4 separate regions of the Homo sapiens genome follow, and all the other regions are linked to region 1. The links are chromatin contacts, found by Hi-C or POLR2A ChIA-PET in ENCODE. All regions are on one chromosome and are shown on one strand. Each heading gives the region's core, a stretch centred on a gene start or an enhancer-like site at or near the end of the contact. The rest is flanking DNA. Distances are from core to core; before and after follow the strand shown.

Region 1 (3,244 bases), core at 420-2,919:
TCCCAGCACTTTGGGAGGCTGAGGTGGACGGATCACCTGAGGTCAAGGGTTGGAGACCAGCCTCGCCAACATGGTGAAATCCCGTCTCTACTAAAAATACAAAAATTAGCTGGGCATGGCTGTGCACACCTGTGGTCCTGCTACTTGGGAGACTGAGGTTAGAGGATGGCTTAAGCCCAGGAGGTTACTGCTAGAGTGAGCTATAATCACTCTACTGTACTCCAGCCTGGGCAACAGAGTAAGACCCTGTCTCAATAAAAGGGGTGGGTAGTGGTGGTATCCAGAATACAGCTATGCCTTAAAGTTTTTTTCTTTCAAGTTTCTATGAATCATTAACCATGTGCCAGTCACTACGCTAAATGCTGTACATACATTTAATCATTACAATTGCTTGTGTTGGGTATAATTAATCCCCTTTTACAGAAGCTGATTAAACAGCCGGGTGTGGAGGCATGCACCTGTAGTCCTAGCTACTTGGGAGGCTGAGGTGGGAGAATCGCTTGAACCTGGGAGGCGGAGGTTGCAGTGGGCCATGATCGCGCCACTGTGCTACAGCCTGGGTGACAGAGCAAGACCCTGTCTCAAACAAAACAAAACCAAAAAACAAAAAACTGATGATACAGGGAGAAGTAATGGAACTAGGGTTGGAACCAAGATCTGTCTAGTTCCGAAACTGTGTGTGTAGAACTCTCACAATATTCTGGCTTTTCTAGGAAATGTTTTTTAGGCAGTTATCCTAGGACATGCCTTCCTAGGAGAAAGGAGTACTGTATTCTGAACCACGGGGGGACCAAAGACTGTCCCCACATCTCACTTCGGTTATGATTATCTCGAAAGTCCCTCAGTTCCAGGGTGGACATTCAAGCCACAAGCACCTATAGGGAACTTTGACCCCTAAGTTCAACCACAGTAGTTTATTTTACAAATGGCGAAGGCGAAGGGCAGCCTGAGCACTTGCCCCAAATCACAATGAGAAGGGCTAGAGACCCAGTTTGTTATTGTCTTTTTCCTCACAACTTCCTCTTTGTAGTTAAGAAGGGAAGCAGAAGCTGACCTTTTTGTCTCACCCCGTTTCTCACGTGGAACTGCCGCACCCAGGGTGAGTAACGTGCCAAAGGGCACACTTGCCTGTGGGCTGGCCTGCGGGAAGGTCTGTTCCCACCGAAAAGACCCACATTGTCAGCACATCCTAATCAAGTAGCTACTAAGTGGAGGGACCGCAGACTGGGTGTCACGGGGAGGGGCCTGCAGCGACCAGGCCCGTCCCAGGATGGCTGCGGAGGCCCCTGGATCCACAGTGGGGAGGGCCCCGAGAGCCGGGAGACCTGGGTTCCCTTCCCGGGCACGCCTTTGGAACTGCGGCGTCCAGCCGCACAACCGTCACTCTGGGGCCACGGCAATCCCTGCGCCCGCCCTTGGTCCCCGCTGCTTCTGGGATCTTTATGGGCGGGGGACACGCGCCAGCGTCACAAAGCGCCGCGACCGCGCGGGAGACCGAGAGGAGGCGTGGAAACGGGAGGAGGAGGAGGTGGTAGTGGAGGAGAGCCAGGCACGGTGGGGGGAGGGGAGGGAGGGGCACGCGCACGCGCGTCGGGCCGCCAGCCGCTGAGAGCCGCCCAGCACCCGGCGTGCGCCCCTCCTCCCTCTCTCCCTCCCTCCCTCCCTCCCTGCTTCTCGGCTCCGTTGCTCCCGCGGCGCGAGGCGCTCTCGCTCTCCTCCTCCTCCGCCGTCGCCCCTCCCCCCGCGCAGCCCCCGCCGCCACCGCCGCGAGACCCCCGCACGCCGCTCTCCCCCCACCCTCTCCTGCCCCGCGCGCCCTCCGGCCCCTGCGGCCCCCGAAGAGAACGAGAGGGCGAGCGAGCGCGGCGTTCCCGGGCCGGCCCGGCCCCCTCCCTTCACCATCGCCGGCCCTCCGCCGCCTTCCTCCGCTTCCACCTCCTCTCCCCCCCCCCAAGTTGAGGCCCCCTCCGGGGGGGGGAGGCCCGGGACCGGGACCCGTAGCGAATTCTCCTAACTCCCTCGACCTCTCCTCTCGCCCGGCCCGAGTGTGAGGAGAAGGGCCCGGCCCGGCCTGCGTCGTGTGTGAGGAGGACCCCGGGCGGGCCCACGGGCCGTGTGGGGCCTGGTCTGGCCCGCCGGGTGTGTGAAGACCGGGGCCCGGTGCTGCCCGGCCGGAGGGCGAGCGGAGGGGAGGGGCCTGGTCCGGCCCGGCCGGTGCGTGAGGACTGGGGCCCGGGCCCGGCGCCGCCGCCGCCGCCGCCGCCGCGATGGCCCAGCAGCAGATGACCAGCTCGCAGAAGGCCCTGATGCTCGAGCTGAAATCCCTGCAGGAGGAACCGGTGGAGGGCTTCCGGATCACCCTGGTGGACGAGTCCGACCTCTACAACTGGGAGGTGGCCATCTTCGGACCCCCCAACACCCTCTACGAAGGCGGCTACTTCAAGGTACCCTCACCCTCCTCCCGGACCCTGCTTCCGCGGCCGAGGCCTCCGGCTCCCCGCCGCTTTCTGCAGTTCCTGGGACCAGGAGTATGAGCACGGGCGAGTGGAGGGGGCTTCTCACCCGTGCAGCCCCCTCCCCCATCCCTGGAGGCAGGAAGGCCTTGCTCGCCGAGTGCCTTTTCTTTGTCATGGGGGCGGGGGCTCGGGCGGGGGCGGGAGGGCAGGCTGCACCGGGAAATCGGAGAGCCTCTCTGGTTAGGGTAGTGTCTACGGGCGGAGGAGGCCGCCTTTGTTTCCCCCGCTGAGGGTGGGTGGAAAGAGCGGTGGTCTATCTGTGCTTTTTCGTTCTCCGGTCGGAACCCCTCCCTGCGCAGGCTGGAACTGCCCCAGAGGGCAGGGTGACCTGCACCGACTGGATTGGACTTTTCTTTTTTGGGGGGTGGGGGTGGGGGTGGGGTGGGGGAGGGGCACCAGCTTGTCATTTCAGAAGCTGCCGAGTGCCCTGACATTTTGAGGATTTGTTGGGCATCTTGGGTAGTGGTAGTGCCAACTTTGCATTCCAATGGGTGGTGGTGAAGAATGGGACCCTAGGGGTGGTAAAAAAAAAAAAAAAAAAAAAAAGGGTGCCCGCGTCGTCTTGTCATTATCCATTTGGGGGAACTTTAACCCTCTTTCCGTTCACATTCTCTGCTTACCTCAGTCACTGGTTCTTTCAAAATGCCCTTTGTCCTCACCATGCCACCAAGTTTGCCAACCTTTTTTTCTACAGGTAGAAGTATCCACAAAGGGTGGAACGAGTCATG
Region 2 (3,244 bases), core at 464-2,963, 740 kb before region 1:
CGTGGTTTTGCCATGTTGACCATGCTGGTCTCAAACTTCTGGGCTCAAGTGATCCATCCACCTCAGCTTCCCAAAGTGTTGAGATGACAGGTGTGAGCCACCGCACCTGGCCCCTCTTCTTAAAAACAACTATAGGCCGGCCGCGGTGGCTCACGCCTGTAATCTCACCACTTTGGAAGGCCGAGGCGGGCAGATCACAAGGTCAGGAGATCGAGACCATCCTGGCTAACACGGTGAAACCCCGTCTCTACTAAAAATACAAAAAAATTAGCCGGGCATGGTGGTGGGCGCCTGTAGTCCCAGCTACTCGGGAGGCTGAGGCAGGAGAATGGCGTGAACGTGGGAGGCGGTGCTTGCAGTGAGCGGAGATCGCGCCACTGCATTCCAGCCTGGGTGACAGAGTGAGACTCCGTCTCAAAAAAAAAAAAGGGAACTGATTGCTGCTACCTGCAGTAGTCTTTTTCTCTCATGGCCCCTTTATGAGGTATGCAGGTATCCAGACTTAGACCCCTGTTATTCTGCTATGATACTATCTTCCTTAGCACATGTCCGTTGACTTCCATTTTACACTCCCAAAATAAGTCATCTCTCTCCTCAAACAGCTCACATTTGACATAGCCAAAATCAAATTCCCTACCTTCAAACAGAAATGAATACATAAAGAGCTAGAAGCTTTGAAGATAGTCTGGGATTTGAATCAAAGTTATGTGACCTTGGACAAGTAGGTTAACATCATTTCAGTATTTGCTGAATGCATAAACCTCCCTTCCTCCTATGAAAAGTCTCCAAAAAAGGTCCTCTCCCTCCCTTACACTCAGACACAATTTTTATGTCTGTTAATTTAATTATTATTAAGTGTTGGCAAGGACAGGTGGAGGATGGAGTTCTGGAAAAGCACACTAAGGTCTTCTTTAGTCACTAATTCTCATCCCCTATTCCTTGAAAATTTTTCTTTCTAGCCCAGTCTCCAGTCTGTCTCTCCCCAGACAACCCAAAATTCCGTGCCAGATCGGGCCTGATAGTTGTTCATTCATTCCAAAAGCTAGTTGTTCATTCATTCCAAAAGCAATTAACTCTTCCTCTAAGGTATGCTAGACACTGAGACCACAAGGAAAAGGAGCTCCTAGGCACCGACAAAGGCTAGTTTGGGGTGAGGTTATCAAACAGTGACAATACTGAGTGATAAACGCTAGGCAGAGAAAAGCAAAGGGGCCGTATAAGCAGAGACAACGAATCACATTGCATAAGCTGGACAGGGAGAGAAGCAAGGCTTAAAGAGACCTATCCCCTTGCGCAGATAATTAGACTGGAGTCCAGAGTGGATCCTTAATTTGGTCAATCACAGCGCGCCAGCAGTCGGCCAAGGACAGAACTTAGGTCTGCAAGGTGTGTTTTCCCCACCCGTGCCACCTCCCTCGAGGTTTTGGGCTTCACGTCTGAGAGCTGCTACTTTCCTGTGGGCCCACCTCCGAGGTAGCGAGATCCAAGATGCTTCTTTGGGGGCAAGGAAATGGCCCTCCACTCCCTGGCCTCTCGGATGCCTTCTCCCGAGTACCCTCCGCCCCACACCCTTAACCTCCAGGCCCCCGGCAAGGCGCGAACATCCCCACCGCAGGACTCACTCCGAAGATTCGATTTCGATCGACATAGCCGTATCTCTCCGGGAGCAGGCCCCAGCTCTCCCTCAAGGCCAGTCGCGCAACACACCAACGACACCTCCGGCGGACACCTAACGTCACTTCCGCTTGGGTCGGCGTCTGGCTCCCGCTCTGGAGATAGAGTGAACGAAGAGTAGGGGCGAGGTTCGCGTAGGGGCGGAGCCCTCAGGGGCTGTCAGAGGGCGGAGTTTATGCCCCTGCCCCAGAGAAATACGCATCAGGAGGAAGACTGTTTAAAAGCAGGCCGGAGCCGGGTGCGGTGGCTCACGCTTGTAATCCCAACACTTTGGAAGGCCGAGGCGGGCGATCACCTGAGGTCGTGAGTTCGAGACCAGCCTGACCAACATGGAGAAACCCCCGTCTCTACTAAAAATACAAAATTAGCCGGGCGTAGTGGCGCATGCCTGTAATCCCTACTCGGGAGCCTGAGGCAGGAGAATCGCTTGAACCCAGGAGGCGGAGGTTGCGGTGAGCCGAGATCGCGCCATTGCACCCCAGCATGGAAAACAAGAGCGCAACTCCGTCTCAAAAAAAAAAAAAAAAAAAAAAGAAAGATAGAAAAGAAAAAGAAAAAAAGCACCGGGCGCCATACAGCTCACAAATGTACTGAAAAAGAAAAGCGCTGGGGCGGAGCGCGGTGGCTCGCGCCTGTACTCCCAGCGCGCGAGTTCGAGACCAGCCTGGGCAACATGGTGAAGCCCCGTCTCTACTAAAAATACAAAAAATTAGCCGGGCGTGGTGGCGGGGGCGCCTGTAATCTCAGCTACTCGGGAGTCTGTGGCAGGAGAATCGTTTCACCTCTGGAGGTGGATGCGGTGAGCCGAGATCACACCATTGCACTCCAGCCTGGGCAAGGAGAGCAAAATTCCGTCTCAAAAGAAGAAAAGAAAAGTAGTGGTGATAAGATTGTAGTAAGAAAAGCAAAGAAAAGAAAGAAGAAAAGAAAGAAAAGAAAAGAAAGAAAAGAAAGAGCACTGGTTTGGAAAGATTGCTTTTTTTTTGAGACGGAATCTCGCACTGTCGCCCGGGCTGAAGAGCACAATGGCGCGATCTCGGCTCACTGCAAACTCTGCCTCCCGGGTTCAGGAGATTCTCTTGCCTCAGCCTCCGGAGTAGCTGGGATTACAGGTTTCTTGCCATCACGCCAGGCTAATTTTTTGTATTTTTAGTAGAGATGGGATTTCACTATGTTGGTCAGGCTGTTCTCGAACTCCTGACCTCGTGATCCGCCCGCCTCGGTCTCCCAAAGTGCTGGGATTACAGGCGTGAGTCACTGCGCCCAGCCAATGTTGCTTTCGTTTGATGTAATTAGTTGATTAGATTTAAGATGAGGCTGAATATGCAATACCTGATGGGATATTAATACATTCAAAACCAACATAACACTAGCCAAAATTTATAGGAAGAGTTAATTGAGGATTTTGGTTGGTTGGTTGGTTTTGCGTTTTTTTGAATCAAGGACTCGCTTTGTTGCCCATGCTGGAGTGCAGTGTCTCGATCGTGGCACACTGCAGCCTCGACCCCTCCAGCTCAAGCAATCCTCCCACCTCAGCCACCCAAAGTGCTGGGATTACTGGCATGAGCCA
Region 3 (3,244 bases), core at 269-2,768, 580 kb before region 1:
AATTTTTTTTTAGAGTTGGGGTCTTGCTATATTGCCCAGGCTGGTCTCTAATTTCTGGGCTCAAGCAATCCTCCTGCCTCAGCCTCCCAAGTGTTAGGATTACAGGCATGAGCCACCGCACCTGGCTGGGGCTGTCCTCAAACAAGAATCCTTCGCCTTGTCATTGGAATATTCTTGCAACTTATCTGCAGGCTTGAAATCTTTCGAAATAAAGTTTTTCTTTAAAAAAAAAAAACACAGATTCTGATTTAAATATTTCAGAGCGAAGCTCAGCATCTGTATTTGTAAATTCTCCCCCAGGGAAATCCAATCTGCAGACAGAGCTGAAAAACACTGATCTAAATGAATTAGAGAAACGTGTATGTAAATAAAATGTATTTTATATATCAGAAATTCTTTGAGAGCAAATATCCAAATGACTTATTAATGTATACTATGTAAGTATGGGGGAGTTTTAGAAACTGATTTTTCTTTAAAAGAATCTTGTCTTTATTTAACCTATGAAGATACAGATGAGGCCGCGTGCAGTGACTCATGCCTATAATCCCAGCACTTTGGGAGGCCGAGGCAGGCAGATCACGAGGTCAGGAGTTCGAGATCAGCCTGGCCAACATAGTGAAACCCCGTCTCTACTAAAAATACAAAAAGTTAGCTGGGCAGGTGGCAGGTGCCTGTAATCCTAGCTACTCAGGAGGCTGAGGCAGGAGAATCGCTTGAACCCAGGAGGCAGGGGTTGCAGCCAGCCGAGATCGCGCCAGGCACACCAGCCCGGGCAACAGTGTGAGACTCTGTCTCAAAAAAAAAAAAAGCAAATGAACACATAATACCTGCAAAGCAAGAAGGCATCTTCCTTTTAATGTTTTATTTTGCCTTTGTTTTGCCTGTTAGTTGTGCCCACTTTGCGGTACAAAAAAATAAGTGAAATAAAAGTAAGTAAAAATGATCATTTCTGCTTACGTTTACAGCTCATTTCATATTCTGCAAAATGTTTTCCCGTCTGCTATCACCGCCGCCATCCTCACAGCAGCCTGGGAGAAAGGCAGAGCCAAAAGTCTCATCTCCACTTCGTGCATGGGTGATCTGAGGCCCAGTTAAGAAAAGTGGCTCTACCGAGGTCCCAGAGTTGGTTGCTGGAGGCACTGGCAAAGGAATCCAGGCTCCAGCCCCCTTCTCTGCCTCCTGCCATCTTCCAGTTGCTTTTTTCCTTTCTCTCTTTCTCTATCTCTTTCCCCTTCTCTCTGCCTTGAACTCTCTCTCTTTCTACTTCAACTTTCCTCTCCTTGCTCCAACCCTCAGATTGGAGTCAGCTTTGCAAGTTGTCCAAACTTTTTGTCACTCTGGAAACCTGCCAGCCCCATGGCCACAGCCCCATCTCATCAAAAGCTCAGCATCTGCACCTAGAGCAAGCCCTTTCCGGATGTCAGCGTGCAAAGATTAACTCTGGTCTCTCCATCTGGCCCTAGATAAGATAAGATTAGGAGAGCGGCACTATAAATAGGCCCCCATCCTTCCTCAGGCGCAGGCCCCAGCCAGCTCAGGCTACACTATCCCAGGATCAGCATGGCCGTCCGCCAGTGGGTAATCGCCCTGGCCTTGGCTGCCCTCCTTGTTGTGGACAGGGGTGAGTGGGCAGAACCTGGATTCTCTGTGGCTTTGTGTTGGTAGGTGAGCTTGGGGTGAGAGCAGAAGCAGGGCCTGGAGCACCCTGTGAGGCCTCAGCTTTTTCCATGTACCTTCATTCTGCATATGCACCCTCCACTGTGCTGGGGAAAGTTCTGGGCTGGGAGAAAAGAAACTTGGGTTCAAATCCTGACTGGCGCAGAATTACCAAAGTCCCCTACCCTCTTGGGGCCTCAGTTTCTCCAGCTGTAAAAGAGGGCATTGTTCCAGTTCAAAGCTGCACTGAGCAACTATTGGGCTGGAGGCTGTGGGGACAGAAGGGAGCAGGTAGGTCCCAGCTCTCAGGAGAGACTGACAAGTATGCTGGGTGCAGGGTGGTGGATGCTAAGAGAGACCTGGCCGAGGTCTTCTGAGCTCCCGATCTCTCTGAAAGGCTGTGGTTTGGGACTTGGGCAGCCATGTGAGCACGACAGAGCCCTTTCCCAGGACTGGACACATATACTTGGGGCAGGGCCCTCTCAGGATCTGGGCCATCCCTGCAATCTCACAGCTACCATGTCAGGCACTGTTCTGAGCCCTTAAGACAGATTAGTGACCCAAACAGAAAAAGCACGGTCCTGATGGAGCATAAATCCAATGGGGTAGAGGAAAAGGGGAAAGGCAATAAACAAGATGGTTACAATGTATGTTAAACGGTATGTTAGAAGCTGATAAAAGTTAAGGAAAAAATACTTGGCAGGGTGATGGGCACTGGAAGGGGGTTGCAATTTCAAATCAGGGGAGGTATCTCTGAGAGTCCGATGTTTGAGCAAAGCTTGAAGGAGATGAGGGACTAAGCCATGTGGATATCTGGGAGAAGATTCCAGGCAGAGGGAACAGCTCAGGTGCAAAGGACCTGAGGCAGGGGCATGCCTGGAGTGACTGAGGTACTGTAAGACCAGTGTGGCAGGAGGGGACATTGTACGGAGTGATAGGAGAGGAGATGAGAGAGGCAAATTGGAACTGTACCGGGAAAGACCTTGTTGGCCAACATAAGAACTTGGCTTTTCCTCTGACTAAAATGGGAGGCACTGAAAGCTTTGAGCAGAGAGTTATGTCTTTCAAGGGTTGCTCTGGTTGGTACATTGAGAATAAACTGAACAGGGAAGCGGGGAGACCAGTTAGGACCCGCCTGGACAAAAGCCATAAGTTATAAGGCAACGCCTGGCAGGATCCAGGGCCACTGACCTCATGGCCAGTCCCACACCCATTTCCCCAGCTGGAAACAGACCTGGGCACAGGGGGAAAGGGAAACGGGTCTGGGGACCTGTTCAGGAGCAGCCTGCTTACGCCCAGCCTGGCACCTACACCTACCTACTCCTTGAGCAGTTGGGAACACTGAAAAGCCTGCTCTGAAGAAGTTTGGTTTTTGTTTGTTTGTTTTTGTTTTTGTTTTTTGCACATTTCAGACTACTGCCTGGGCTGAGTGAGGAGGGGGCATTTTGGGTCAAGGTCAAGGGCAGCCTGGGGGTAAATGTAGCTTTTCCCCACATCCCCCAGAAAGAAACTCTGACATCTTAGAGTTCTGAACACCCCCTCCTCCCAATACACTTTAATTTTTTTTTTTATTTAAACAAAAATTTTT
Region 4 (3,244 bases), core at 521-3,020, 550 kb before region 1:
GCCACCTACTCCACAGAGCCTGCCCCCATGCCACCCAGCTTTCCTCTGGTGACCTCCTCAAGTATCTCTGTTTCCTCTATTATAATAACTAACAATATGAATGATATCTGCTAACATTTTAAGCATTTCATGCATAATCTAATTTAATCCTCAGATAAACCCCACGAAGTAGATCTACCTATTACTTCTTATTTCACAGATGAGCAAACTGTGACTTCAGGCAAGTTAAGGACTGCCTATGGAGACTCAACTGTTGGAATCAGAAGTTGATATCAGATCTAGCTGATTCCCAAGCCCACCTTTTTCATCACAAGCCATCTGCTTCCTGTGGCTTGACTGCCCTGTACCCTGTATTGTATTGGTCTCGTCTCGCTTGCTGTAATGGGCAAGTGACTGTTTTCCTCCAAGTCTCTCCCACTGAACACACTTGAGTGCATCCATGATTTGTGCTAAGTAAACAGACAAATGCATACGAACAGCAGAGCCTTTCTTTCTGAAGAAGAGACGCCAATTCTTTTCCAGGGATGCGGACAGCAAGGAGGGAGCCTGTGTACAGTACATTACACCAAGGTTTGGTTCCCCCAACAGCTCCGTGAGGTCAGCAGGAGCCAGGGTTACCAAATCTACTTCACAGAGGAGAAACCGGATTCTTAGAAGAAGCCGTCCATCCCAAGGTCACTCAAAACCGCAGGATCTAGAATCCAGGTCTCCAGATTCCCAGACCCTTGGGCCTCCCCTAGCTGGTTCTAGAGAAACCTCATGGACTCAGCTCTCCGGTGTACTGACTTCATTTGGTGGTGTGTCAACTCCAACAGTAGGCAGACCCAAAGGGTGCCCAGAGTACAACGCTTGGACCCACGGCCAACTCAAGCGGCGCACACGGAGAAGGCACTCAGCACACGAGGAGCACCCCGGCATGCACGAAGTTCTGACTTATCACACACGGAGCAGTCGTAGACCACATGGCCCAATATATGCCTGACACAAAGGGCACAATAACTGCGCGGGCACACAAACACAACCAGGCCCACGACGTAAAGCACGGAGAAGCTCAAACACCCAGGATCGCACAAATGACCAGAGACAAAATACACCGGCCACATGGAAAAGTGTACAGACACAAGCCCGGGACAAAAGACAGTTCCACGGACACAACCAATAACCCACGCTTCCGGACGCCAGGACAAGCGCAAGGTCACACGCTTCTGGAGGACACGTGACTAAACCCACAGACCCCGCCGGGCTTTCGGGACCTGCATGGAGCCCACCTGGCGCCCGACACTCACTGTGGGTGACAGTCACGGTGAGCCCAGCTGCCGCCATTTCCTCCCTGGTCACCTCCTCGCTCCGGGTCGACTCCTCGTCCCGGGTCACCTCCTGGCTCCGATTCATCTCTTCGCCCTGGGTCGCCTCCTCACTCTGGGTCGCCTCTTCACTCCAGGTCGCTTCCTCACTCAGGGTCAACTCCTCGCTCCGGGTCAACTCCTCGCTCCGGGTCGAGCGGCGCCGGGTTTTCTTCTTCATCCGCGGCCTGCGAGCGCCGGCGGCGGCGCCCCTGGTGGGTCGGTCATGCCCGCTGGCAGTACTCCGGGCAGGTGGACGCCCAGAGGGAGGCGGACCACGCTGGGCCGGGGGCTCCGACTGGCGCGGCTCCCGGCCTGGCCGAAGGGCGCGCAGCCGGGAACCCAGCCGCTCCCGGTCGCCTCGCGGTCTCCGCGCCCCCCCGCGCTGAGCCAGGCCCGCACTTGTTGACCGCCCAGCGATGGAAGCTGAGCGCGGCGTCTCACAACCCCGCCCGACTACTTCCCAGCCCCGCCCCGGCCTGCCGGCCCCGCCCTCGCCCTATGCCGCGTTAGTTGCCTCCAGGCCCCACCCACTCAACTGAGGCCCCGCCTTGCTACAGTAAAACCCCTCCCACTCCTTCTACCAACACCCCGCCCCCTGCAGGCTCTCTCCGAGAGCACCAAGTCCTTTTGCTCTCCATCCCCGGAAGACCCGGCTGAAAATCCGGAAAAAGAATCGGGAAACGCCAGGAGGCATATTGCGCTTGCGCACGGAGGGGCCGGAAGTCGAGGCGGGAGTGACTCTGCTTCCGTTTCTGGTTTTGCTCTAGTGTTTGGGTTTCTTCGCGGCTGCTCAAGATGAACCGACTCTTCGGGAAAGCGAAACCCAAGGCTCCGCCGCCCAGCCTGACTGACTGCATTGGCACGGTGGGCATTTGATCATGCATAAGTAGGCTCAGGACCTCTGACACACCCGACCCCGCCCACCCCCAGCCCCGGGCCCATATTCTTCCACTTCATTTCGGGTCCTGGGCCCCTTACACGTCGTCCCTCTCTATCTCACCTTCTCCCCTTCATCCCTGTTACCCAAGTCATTCCTAACGCCACAAACCAGGGAACCCCTAACCCCATCACTGCCTTGCCCTGCCAGCACCCAACCCGTTTTGATGCCCATTGCCCGTCCACTCGCTCTCGCCTTGATCCTCTCACCTCACCCAGCCCTAGGCCCATACACCCTTCCCACCTCATCCTGCCTGATCCCTTACCCTTCTTCCATCTGTCATCCCCAGTCCACATCAGGACTCAGCTTGATATCCTAGGTCAACATATCTGTGCCTTCGTCCTGGATCTCAGTAACACAAAACTCAGAACCCTAGCCCCTCAGATTAAGCCACCATCCCCGATTTAGGGAATGGCATTAGATCTACAATCAGCTGGTTTCACTTGGCACTGGCCCATTTCATGTGCCTCTTGGAGGAACTCTCAGCCTGGCTAGTCTCTGATTCTAGGGAAATTCCAACTCAACTCAGTGATTCTCAAATTATTTTCTGCCCCAACCCACTTGAAGGCTACCTGGTATATCAGAATCGGGGCAGTGTGGCGGGGGGTAAGAGAATAATTTATAAAGCCCAGGGTTTCTGGTTGGGAATACCCTTCTTTGTGAACCACTGTTTTTCACCCTTCCCCTTAAGCTCCTCTTTTCTTCCTCTGTATTCCTTCCTCTCTACCTGCCCCTTCTGGAATAAGTGTATTGCAGTAACTACCAGTGCATTTGATATTTTCCCCTAAGGTGGACAGTAGAGCAGAATCCATTGACAAGAAGATTTCTCGATTGGATGCTGAGCTAGTGAAGTATAAGGATCAGATCAAGAAGATGAGAGAGGGTCCTGCAAAGGTAAGGTGGGCAGCAACTGCTGCACAAGGTGCTGGCAGAGCCTAGTTTTAGCACCTATAGAAATAGG

The links. A loop is a pair of places that touch in the nucleus more often than their neighbours do. ChIA-PET counts read pairs that join two places held with the same protein, here RNA polymerase II (POLR2A). Pooled maps may share reads with other maps.
Region 2: a map of naive thymus-derived CD4-positive, alpha-beta T cell shows a loop between it and region 1 (9-fold over the local background). The contact joins the promoter of SMU1 here to the promoter of UBE2R2 in region 1. A Hi-C loop is called at or near these places in 1 of 168 maps with a recorded cell type or tissue (naive thymus-derived CD4-positive, alpha-beta T cell), 1 of 37 single-sample maps with no recorded cell type and 10 of 50 pooled maps.
Region 3: a loop to region 1 is called in a map of PC-9, with 7 times the contacts of the local background. The contact joins the promoter of SPINK4 here to the promoter of UBE2R2 in region 1. A Hi-C loop is called at or near these places in 1 of 168 maps with a recorded cell type or tissue (PC-9). POLR2A ChIA-PET finds 5 or more read pairs at or near these places in 1 of 52 experiments (T-cell).
Region 4: a loop to region 1 is called in a map of naive thymus-derived CD4-positive, alpha-beta T cell, with 21 times the contacts of the local background. The contact joins the promoter of BAG1 here to the promoter of UBE2R2 in region 1. A Hi-C loop is called at or near these places in 3 of 168 maps with a recorded cell type or tissue (CD4-positive, alpha-beta memory T cell, breast epithelium and naive thymus-derived CD4-positive, alpha-beta T cell) and 10 of 50 pooled maps. POLR2A ChIA-PET finds 5 or more read pairs at or near these places in 2 of 52 experiments (Caco-2 and OCI-LY7).

Annotation. Positions count from the first base shown.
Region 1 is chr9:33,815,491-33,818,734 of GRCh38, forward strand. It overlaps UBE2R2 (ubiquitin conjugating enzyme E2 R2), which reads left to right and starts at 1,670. Exons shown (of 5, transcript NM_017811.4): 1 at 1,670-2,444. The coding sequence starts at 2,268. It overlaps UBE2R2-AS1 (UBE2R2 antisense RNA 1), which reads right to left. Exons shown (of 5, transcript NR_170204.1): 1 at 3,137-3,244. RefSeq lists an enhancer at 1,180-1,269 and silencers at 1,560-1,659, 1,840-2,049, 2,120-2,289.
Region 2 is chr9:33,074,961-33,078,204 of GRCh38, forward strand. It overlaps SMU1 (SMU1 DNA replication regulator and spliceosomal factor), which reads right to left and starts at 1,714. Exons shown (of 12, transcript NM_018225.3): 1 at 1,623-1,714. The coding sequence starts at 1,648. RefSeq lists enhancers at 1,576-1,725, 1,896-2,095.
Region 3 is chr9:33,238,649-33,241,892 of GRCh38, forward strand. SPINK4 (serine peptidase inhibitor Kazal type 4) reads left to right here and starts at 1,519. Exons shown (of 4, transcript NM_014471.3): 1 at 1,519-1,621. The coding sequence starts at 1,561.
Region 4 is chr9:33,262,938-33,266,181 of GRCh38, forward strand. It overlaps BAG1 (BAG cochaperone 1), which reads right to left and starts at 1,771. Exons shown (of 7, transcript NM_004323.6): 1 at 1,287-1,771. The coding sequence starts at 1,737. It overlaps CHMP5 (charged multivesicular body protein 5), which reads left to right and starts at 2,112. Exons shown (of 8, transcript NM_016410.6): 1 at 2,112-2,210; 2 at 3,073-3,177. The coding sequence starts at 2,142. RefSeq lists enhancers at 780-829, 960-1,549, 2,080-2,319 and a silencer at 1,580-1,899.